Linked DNA regions of Homo sapiens: region 2 is linked to region 1. A link is a contact called in ENCODE Hi-C or POLR2A ChIA-PET data. All regions are on one chromosome and are shown on one strand. The core of a region is the stretch at or near the end of the contact, and the rest is flanking DNA. Distances in the headings are between cores, read along the strand shown. Region 1 has its middle 76 kb from the start of LINC01500. Region 2 overlaps LINC01500 (long intergenic non-protein coding RNA 1500).

The links. A loop is a pair of places that touch in the nucleus more often than their neighbours do. ChIA-PET counts read pairs that join two places held with the same protein, here RNA polymerase II (POLR2A). Pooled maps may share reads with other maps.
Region 2: a loop to region 1 is called in a map with no recorded cell type, with 3 times the contacts of the local background. The contact joins two enhancer-like sites. A Hi-C loop is called at or near these places in 1 of 168 maps with a recorded cell type or tissue (GM12878), 5 of 37 single-sample maps with no recorded cell type and 5 of 50 pooled maps. POLR2A ChIA-PET finds 5 or more read pairs at or near these places in 1 of 52 experiments (activated naive CD4-positive, alpha-beta T cell).

Annotation. Positions count from the first base shown.
Region 1 is chr14:58,750,226-58,754,204 of GRCh38, reverse strand. No RefSeq gene overlaps it. Among named protein-coding and RNA genes, the nearest start is that of LINC01500, 76 kb to the left of the region's middle. RefSeq lists enhancers at 1,140-1,434, 1,481-2,203. Within about 2 kb of position 1,269, at least 22 of the 41 ENCODE cell types and tissues checked have a DNase peak (open chromatin) inside an H3K27ac peak, as active enhancers do.
Region 2 is chr14:58,952,593-58,956,584 of GRCh38, reverse strand. The region is part of intron 4 of LINC01500 (long intergenic non-protein coding RNA 1500); the gene reads right to left. Among named protein-coding and RNA genes, the nearest start is that of LINC01500, 130 kb to the right of the region's middle. RefSeq lists enhancers at 1-422, 2,361-2,480. Within about 2 kb of position 1,378, at least 2 of the 41 ENCODE cell types and tissues checked have a DNase peak (open chromatin) inside an H3K27ac peak, as active enhancers do.

The sequences.
Region 1 (3,979 bases), core at 20-2,519:
TTCCATCCAGGATTCTTCCTATTTCCATATTTTTACTCATTTTGCCTGAAATGATCTTCCCTTTTTCCTCCACCAATTCAAATCTGAATCATTCTTCAAAGCCTAGCTGAAGTCACCCTCGCCCCCGGACCCTGGCCTAATTGCCTTCATGCCATTCTGTGTGACATTATAATATTGAGCTTAAGTTGCATTCCACACAAACACTTGATATTTCTTGATTTGAATAGTTCTATTTTTATTATTGTTATTAGAGACAGGACCTTCCTCTGTTTGGAGTGCAGTGACACAACCATAGCTCACTGCAGCCTTAAACTCCTGGGCTCAAGGGGTCCTCCTTCTTCAGTCTCTCAAGTATCTAGTACTACAAATATATGCCACCACACCCAGATAATTTTTATTGTTTGTAGAGATAGGGTCTCACGGTATTGTTCAGGCTGGTCTCGAACTTCTGGCTTCAAGCAATCCTCTCATCTCAGCCTCCCAAAGCACTGAGACTATAGGCATCAGCCATCATGCCTGGCCTGTTCTCTTATTTTTGATTAGAACAATCATGAGCCCACAGGAGTTAATTGATTAGGTAGAGGCTCAATTTAGAATTAGAATGAGGAACTCACTTCCTTATAGTAATAGCTGTATATTATTATTAATGAGTTTTACTGTATGAAGAGTCTGTTGAGATTTTAACTGCTATTTACAACGTTATAACTTCTATGGAAAAATGTATTTTTAGTTCCCAATAACCAGTTTACAAATAATCTTTTAGAAAAAAACATGTTCGTAAATTGGATATTGCTTCCCTGAGGCAAAAGTGAAAAGAGTGATTAAAGACGTGTAGAATACGAGAAGTGTTAGGAGCTGAGTAACAACTGCTTTGGAAGAAAATCACAAGATTGGGAATTTTTAAATTTGCAATTAAAATACAAAGCTTCTGGCCCCCTTGCTTTCGGATACATAGTTGCAATTGGTTGTAAGAATTTCCCCTTCCTCTTCTACACTTGACTCTCAACAGTTTAATATCTCCTTAAATTTATTTTTGTCGGTCAAGTCAGCACCAGGAAGGTTATTCTGTTAAACAGTAACATTTAACAGAAAAACAGGAACTGGTAACATGGGTGCCAGCCTCCCCGTAAAACATGTGATGGCCTTTCCTCAGAAGACACTGTGGACTGATCAAATGTGACCCTCTGCTTCTGATTTTCTGAGCTTCTCTCATAGGACTCTCGGGGTCACTTGGACTGTTGAGCAAAGTTCCCGGAAGGTGCCCCGCCACTGCCTGCCAAGTCGGCTGTCTGCCAGCAACACGCCTGCTCCTGCCTTTTGCTTGGAACTGCGTTTTCTATTGTTGCTGTGACTGAGCCCAGCCTTTGCTATGGGCATGCCCTGAATCCTGACACTTAGCTGAAAGTATGAATAGAACCGAAAAGAGTTTGGGCCATATTCTGAGCTCAGGATAAGGACTGGATTCACAATAATTGTACCAAGGTTTTCATTAAAACATCACATTCTGTCATATATTTAGCTAAGAGGCAAATTTTTCATTCCTCAAAATGCAGTAGGTGCTTTAGTGTGAGAGGCATTACTTCTGATTGTTTAGATGGAACAGCCACACTCATAATTTAATGGACTTGTTTATGGACTGAATGAAAGTATTCCTAATTTGAATTAAGAAATACTTTGAAGCAGGTCATTTGTGGCTTGAGTCCCAGCCTTGGGATCGGGATGGACTCCAGCTGCCAATGGCAATGACTATAGCTCACGTGCCCAGCTTTTTGTAGCTCAAAGGATCCTCAGTTTAGTATGAGCCTCTTCTCCATCAGCTAGTACTAGGCCCCCGTTCCCGCTAATTCTAATAACAGCAAGCCATTCAGAGGGACCTTAGCCAAGCCAGGCTTTCAGTTGAGGTTAATATACCTCCTTCTCTATCCAAATAGGTAACTTCGGGCAAGGTACTTAACTTTTCTGAGCCATGGTTTCCTCATCTGTCAAATGGCCACTATAGTAATGTCACGGGATTCTTGAGGTGTTGCTTGTCCAGCTGAAAGCCACAGGGCCAATGGCACCTTTGCCCAAGTTTTCCTCAGGCCTGCTGGGCTTGTACTGCCCACTTAGCCTGGCAGGCTGCACTCAGCTCGCTCTACTGGCCTGGATCTCATACCTGCCAAGAGCGAGTGGAGCGGTAAGGGGTATATGAGTGAGCAAGCATGGGGTCCGGCCACTGTGCACAGCCAGGCATGCTGGTGGTGGGTGGGGCAGACAGCTCCAGGTGCCAGCCCAGGTGTACCATAAGCAGCTTCCATAGCTGGCACTGGGGAATCCAGTGGTGCTCAGAAGCTTGAAGACACCAGGAACCGCAGAGCCCCAAAGAGGGTGTCACAGCCCTGGCTGGGGGAGATCCTAGGTCTGGGCTCCCTGAAGGGCCGCAACTCTTCTCTCCTTCTCTCTTCTCTCCTTGTCACCCACAGTGTGGTGAGCAAGGGGTGTGTTTCAGCCTTGTTTGTGTTACAGCTCTTTCAGCCCCACCATTCAGTGAGTCCTGAGTTATTGTCCTGCATCCAGGAAGAATGAGGTACAGGGAAAAGTGGACAGTTAGCAAGGCAAAGAGGAGCTTTATTGAGTGACAGAACAGCTCAGAGGAGACCTGCATTGGGTAGCTCCTCTCCACAGGCAGGGCGTCCCGATGAGTGTTCAGTTCTCAACAGAGAGGAGACCCTGGAGTGGGGAGCTCCTCTCTGCAGGCAGGTTGTCCTGTCATCTCCTTGAGTCTGTCTGAGTCTGGGGTTTTTATGGACTTCAGAGAGGAAGAAGTGCCTACTGATTGGTCCGTGGGTGGCCATGGGTGGGCCTGGAAAAAGTACCGTAAGTTCCCACTCTGGTCTGTGGGGCCGGCAGCCTGGCCGTCAGGCTTCAGGCCTTCCCCAGCTCGAAGGTAGAGCTTCACTAGGGACCCACTCCTTTCCACCCAGGAGCCTGTCTGCCTCCTGCTGTCACCCAGGCTATTCATGCTGAGGGACACCTAAAGGCCCATGCAGAGCCGCCCTTAGCCCCCACTCAGGCTCCCTCCCATGCTTACCAGTGCCCAAAGTCCAGAGGCAGCCAAGGCAGCAGGGGGCTGGAGCGTCAGTGCTGCCCCAATTGTGCACACACCCAACCAGGTTGCAACAGCTCCTGGGCTCGACCTCAACTTTGCTCCAAGATCAGAGTAGGTGCAGGGAGCAGGGAGAGGCCAGGTAGTGGGAGCAGGCACTTCCAAGCCTGCAGGTGGGAGGGGGCCTTTCCCAGGCCCCCAAGAGGGGACGCCCAGGTCCGTAGCCATGGCTTGGGCAGCTGCAGCTACACTCCAGAAGGGCAGGGCTCCTGCCCAATCCCAGCTCCCAAGAGCACAGGGATGCCCAGGTCCACAGCCACAGCTGGATGGCCGCAGCTGCTCCCAGGGAGCACAAGGTTCCTGCCCTGCCAGGGCTTCTGCCTTTTCCCGGCTCCTGCTGGCTCTTTGGAGTGTGCAGCCCTGGCCATGCCTCACCCCCTGAAGCCAGCATCATGGCAGCAGCCGCTCCAGACAGGCCTCCACTACCATCAGTAGTATGTGCCTTGTAAGACTTTTATGAGGATCTAATTCAATTATGCTTGTAAGATAGATGACTAGAATGAAGGAAGGGAGTGTGGCAAGGAGCTGGCTATTTGTTGGGTGATATTGTTGACCTTATGCACAGCAAAAACTAGTCATCTACCTCATTCTATTTGCAAAGTCTCACAGCTTTTAATCTCATGCACCACCCAGAATGTAAACAAAATATGGGTAGAAGCACCTTTATTTATCACAATTTTCTGGCTCACTATTCTATTTCATTTACGTCCTGAGTATGTTCACATATACTACAGAACAAGTCTCAAATAAGTGTGAACAGAATACTGCCCAAATTGATGACCATCTTAATTGTTTTCTTCTGGCTTGTCCACTAATTGCCAGAAGAAATGAAAG
Region 2 (3,992 bases), core at 129-2,628, 200 kb before region 1:
CACACACACACACACACACACACTTTCACACTCTGAATCTCTGTATGTTCAGCTCCCCTGTTCTTTCCCTTCCCACCAGCATCTTAGGCCCTGAGATGTCAAGTGATTACTCAACACTCTCCTTTTATCTATTGTGGCTTAGAACATTCTCAGCTGGGCTTCCTAACTAACCATTTCCTGTTCCTCTAATTCTAAAATACATCCATCTCTGTTTCTCACAGGGAGAGCCCTTATTAATCTCTTTTCTTAATAACACCTTAAACCTAGTCTTCATAAGACTCTCTTAATGAGTCTCTCTCCTCTGGAGCTGGAACATCCTCCTTTTCCTGCCCTTAGGTGTCAGAATTCCAGGTTCTCAGGCCTTTGGACTTAGACCAATCCATGCTACCATCTTCCCTTGTTCTCCAGCTTATGAACAGCCTATTGTGGGACTTCTCAGCCTCCATAATTGAGTAGCTAATTCCACTAATAAATCCCTTTTCATACATCTCTCTCTCTTTATATATTCTATTATTTCTGTCTCTCTGGAGAACCCCTGACTAAAACATTGCACCAACCAATCATCAACTTTTCTTATTTTTGAATAACAACAACAAAAACAGAATAAAAGAAAGAAAGAGAAAAGAAGAATGTCCTTTTCTCTGTGTTCATTCTGAAACTCATTTACACTAGGAATTGTGTGTTCCTTGCCTGATTCTCTCCCAACTTGTTTTCTGCATTGTATCATTGGAAATAAGCCTAGGAATTACTTAAGTCATGCATATAAAAATGAAAACTAGAGAAAGAAAACATGAGGTAGTAAGGTGGTAAATTACTAAGCACTGGGGTCGGCAAATGTTTGAATTTTTGCTTCTGCTTTTCAAGGTTTTGTGCTGTTGGGTGCATTCCAAACTAGGCTTCAAGCCTAGTCATCTCAGTAGGTATTTTTTTCCTTTTCCTTTTTTTTCAGACTGTGTTATCAATCATGCTTTCCTAAAGGTTCACAGACTATTTGCAAAGCAAAGGGGAGCCTCAGTGTCCCAAGGCAGGATTACCATTTGCAGCAGGAATTAGGAATGAAACCAGGAAGGATTCAGTCTTGCATTGCTCTCTGTGTTTGAAAGGGAAAAAAAAAAAAAGGCTGAGAGTGCTCTGAGGACTTAAAAACAACCAGCATGACTTGACCATTTGAAAAAGAAATCCTGGAGCAGCATTCCAGAAACACGAAGACAAGCTCAGCACTGTGCAACCGAAGGAGGTCACTCCTCTGGGAGTATTTCATGGAATTAAGAGAAATGACTTTTAAGAAGTAGCTGTCTGAATGAGAACAATTGCAGACTTTCTTTTTTTCTAGGACTGAGCTCCATGCTCACTAGTCTTAAAACGCAAAAGTTAAACATAAAATGAAACAGGAAAAACTAAATATATTTTCCAACTGTCTCCTTGTGGCCAGCTGCCAATCAGCCTAGACTGGGTGGTGATTCTTGCCTTAAAGTTAGCAGAGAGATAGGCTGGATTGTTTTTCTGGCTTTTTTTTTTAAAAAATAAGTATTGTATTTTAGTCATTTTAGTTGTGAAAGGCTTTGAAGTTTAACATGAAAGAAGAACAAAGAGTGGTCAGAGTTTAGGTTTATAAATTCACTTCTACTATTCAACAGATGCAAAAAGCACATGGTTTCTTGTAGCTTCAGTTTTCTGATCCATAAAATGAAAATGCTGCAAGGCTGGCTTTTTCCTGTTATTCAGATCCTGCTTTAAGTGTCTCCTCTCATAGAAGTATCCTATCCAAAGGGTCTCCTTTCAACACCTAGCTGCCTCTGTCACATCACCGAGTTCTAATTTCTTCCCTAAACTCTGCTTTTTTGTTTGTTGCCTGTCTCCCCCAGTTAGGGTATAAAAATTATGAGGGTAAGAAATTTTATTTCTTTATGAATTCATTTAACAAATATTGTTTAGTGACTTCTCGGTACTAGATATTGTCCCATGCCCTGGGGATATGTCAGTAAGTAAAGTAAGGAGATGCAGTCCTTGTTTTTAGATAGAGAAGTCAGGCCTGGAAATAAGCAAATATGCCTTGAAATAAGCAAATAAGCAAATCACTTTGTAACATGTCCAGTGGCAATAGGTGTTTTGAAGAAATAGATATGGGAATTAAATGGGATCATACAGGGTAGGTGGTGAAATTTATACAGGATGGCCAGGGAAGGCCACTGAGTATGCAACATTTTAACGGGACTTGAAGAAAGTGAAGAAGCAAGACCTGGAGCTGGGGTATCCCAGAAAGTGGGAGCCCCCAAGGGAAAAGGCCCAGTTTGGTTGTTCCAAGGGCAGTGTGGCTGGTGCACAGGTGGAGGAAATGAAGAGGACAGAATGAATAGTTCATAGTATAGACTTTTGGTTTTATTCTGACTGAGATGAAAAGGCTGGCTGGTTCTACTGTGGCTGCTATGAGCTGACAAGATTGAAGATGAGCTTTGCTGGAAGCAGTGTGAGGTTAGAGCAGTGATCCAGCCAAGAAATGAAGGTGATTTGGGTGGTGTGATAACAGTGGCAGCGTGTACACAAACTTTGATTCCAAGATCTCCTGACAGATTGAATGTGGAGTGGGGAGGAGAGAGAATTAGCAACGTCTCCCAGGCTGTAGCCTGAACAAATGAACAGATGGAAAGATTAGGAGAGAATAAGGGTGAAGGCAAGGATGAAGAGTTTGGTTTTAGACCTATAAACTAATTTTGAAATACATATTAGAAATCCAACAGTAAATGGTGAATATGTTCAGAACTCAGAAGTTCAAGAGAAGATATACAGGCTAGAGATACACATTTAGCAAACATCATCAAATAAATAAAATTTAAAATCATCTTTTTCACCATTGTATTTTCAGTGCCCAGTAGAATATTGACACTCAATAAATATTTTTCTAATGAATGGATGAATGTTATGAGGTCCAATAAGATAATGGGCAAGAAAGTGGTTTTTCTTTCAAACTATAAACTCCTTCAAATAAAAGGCTAGACACAATATTCTAATATTATGTTTATTTAACAAACAGAAAACCTTTGAATGAACAATAGAGTTAGCAAGAGTACAACCAAGTGCAATTAGAAATCTTGCCTCCAACAGAAACAAACTCCAGATGGGTGTTTTCCCCCTTCCCCTTTTGATACTTAAAGTTGATACAGTTTAATGTGCAATTAAAGGCAGTAAAGCTTCAGAGAAAAATGAATGCTAGTGAAGTATAACAATTTTCTTAAAATAATGATCCTTCAAACTGTCAAAAAGGTTTTTATACAAAATTTCAAACTGTCTCAGAGGAAATGCTTTTCCAAAAGGTAATTATAAAACTATATGGATTTCATATGGACTTTCCCTCTCCAGATCACTCCATAAGTCTAAATTCATTTGGCATTATTTTGCATTGAATAAAAATAGTCTTGACTTCCATCTTTTTGCCTTTTAGGCTATAGTATGACATTTTAATATTTTTAAAGTTTCTCGATAAAAGGAAACTATTGTTTAGGGGCTTAAGCAACCACCCAGTAAAATTATCTGGCTGTTTTTTTAAACACACGATAGATGTTAGAAGTCACATGATCTATTCCCTCTACCGCTTATGGAAATATCAGGGTTAAGGGTTTTCTGTCTTTAAAAGCTGAGCATTCTGATGTGAAGATTTCAACTTTTTCTAGACCAAGAGGGAAGATAGGCAGGTGGGTGAATGGATGGGTGAGTGGTGAATAGATGAATGAATAGATAAATGGATGGATGGTTGGAGGGACAGATGAATGGAGAGAAGTGAGGGCTAAGGAGAAAAAGAGAAAGGTAGGCAGGCATGAGAGTGAATGGGAAAATGAGATACTCTGACTTGACAAATTGTCAAAATAACTCAACAATGTAAAGATAACCTTTATAACAATTGACTGGCACAACTAACATCTCTATGGGAAAAATAAACCTTGATGCTTACTTCAGATTATACACAAAAATTAACTTGAAATGAATCATAGATGTAA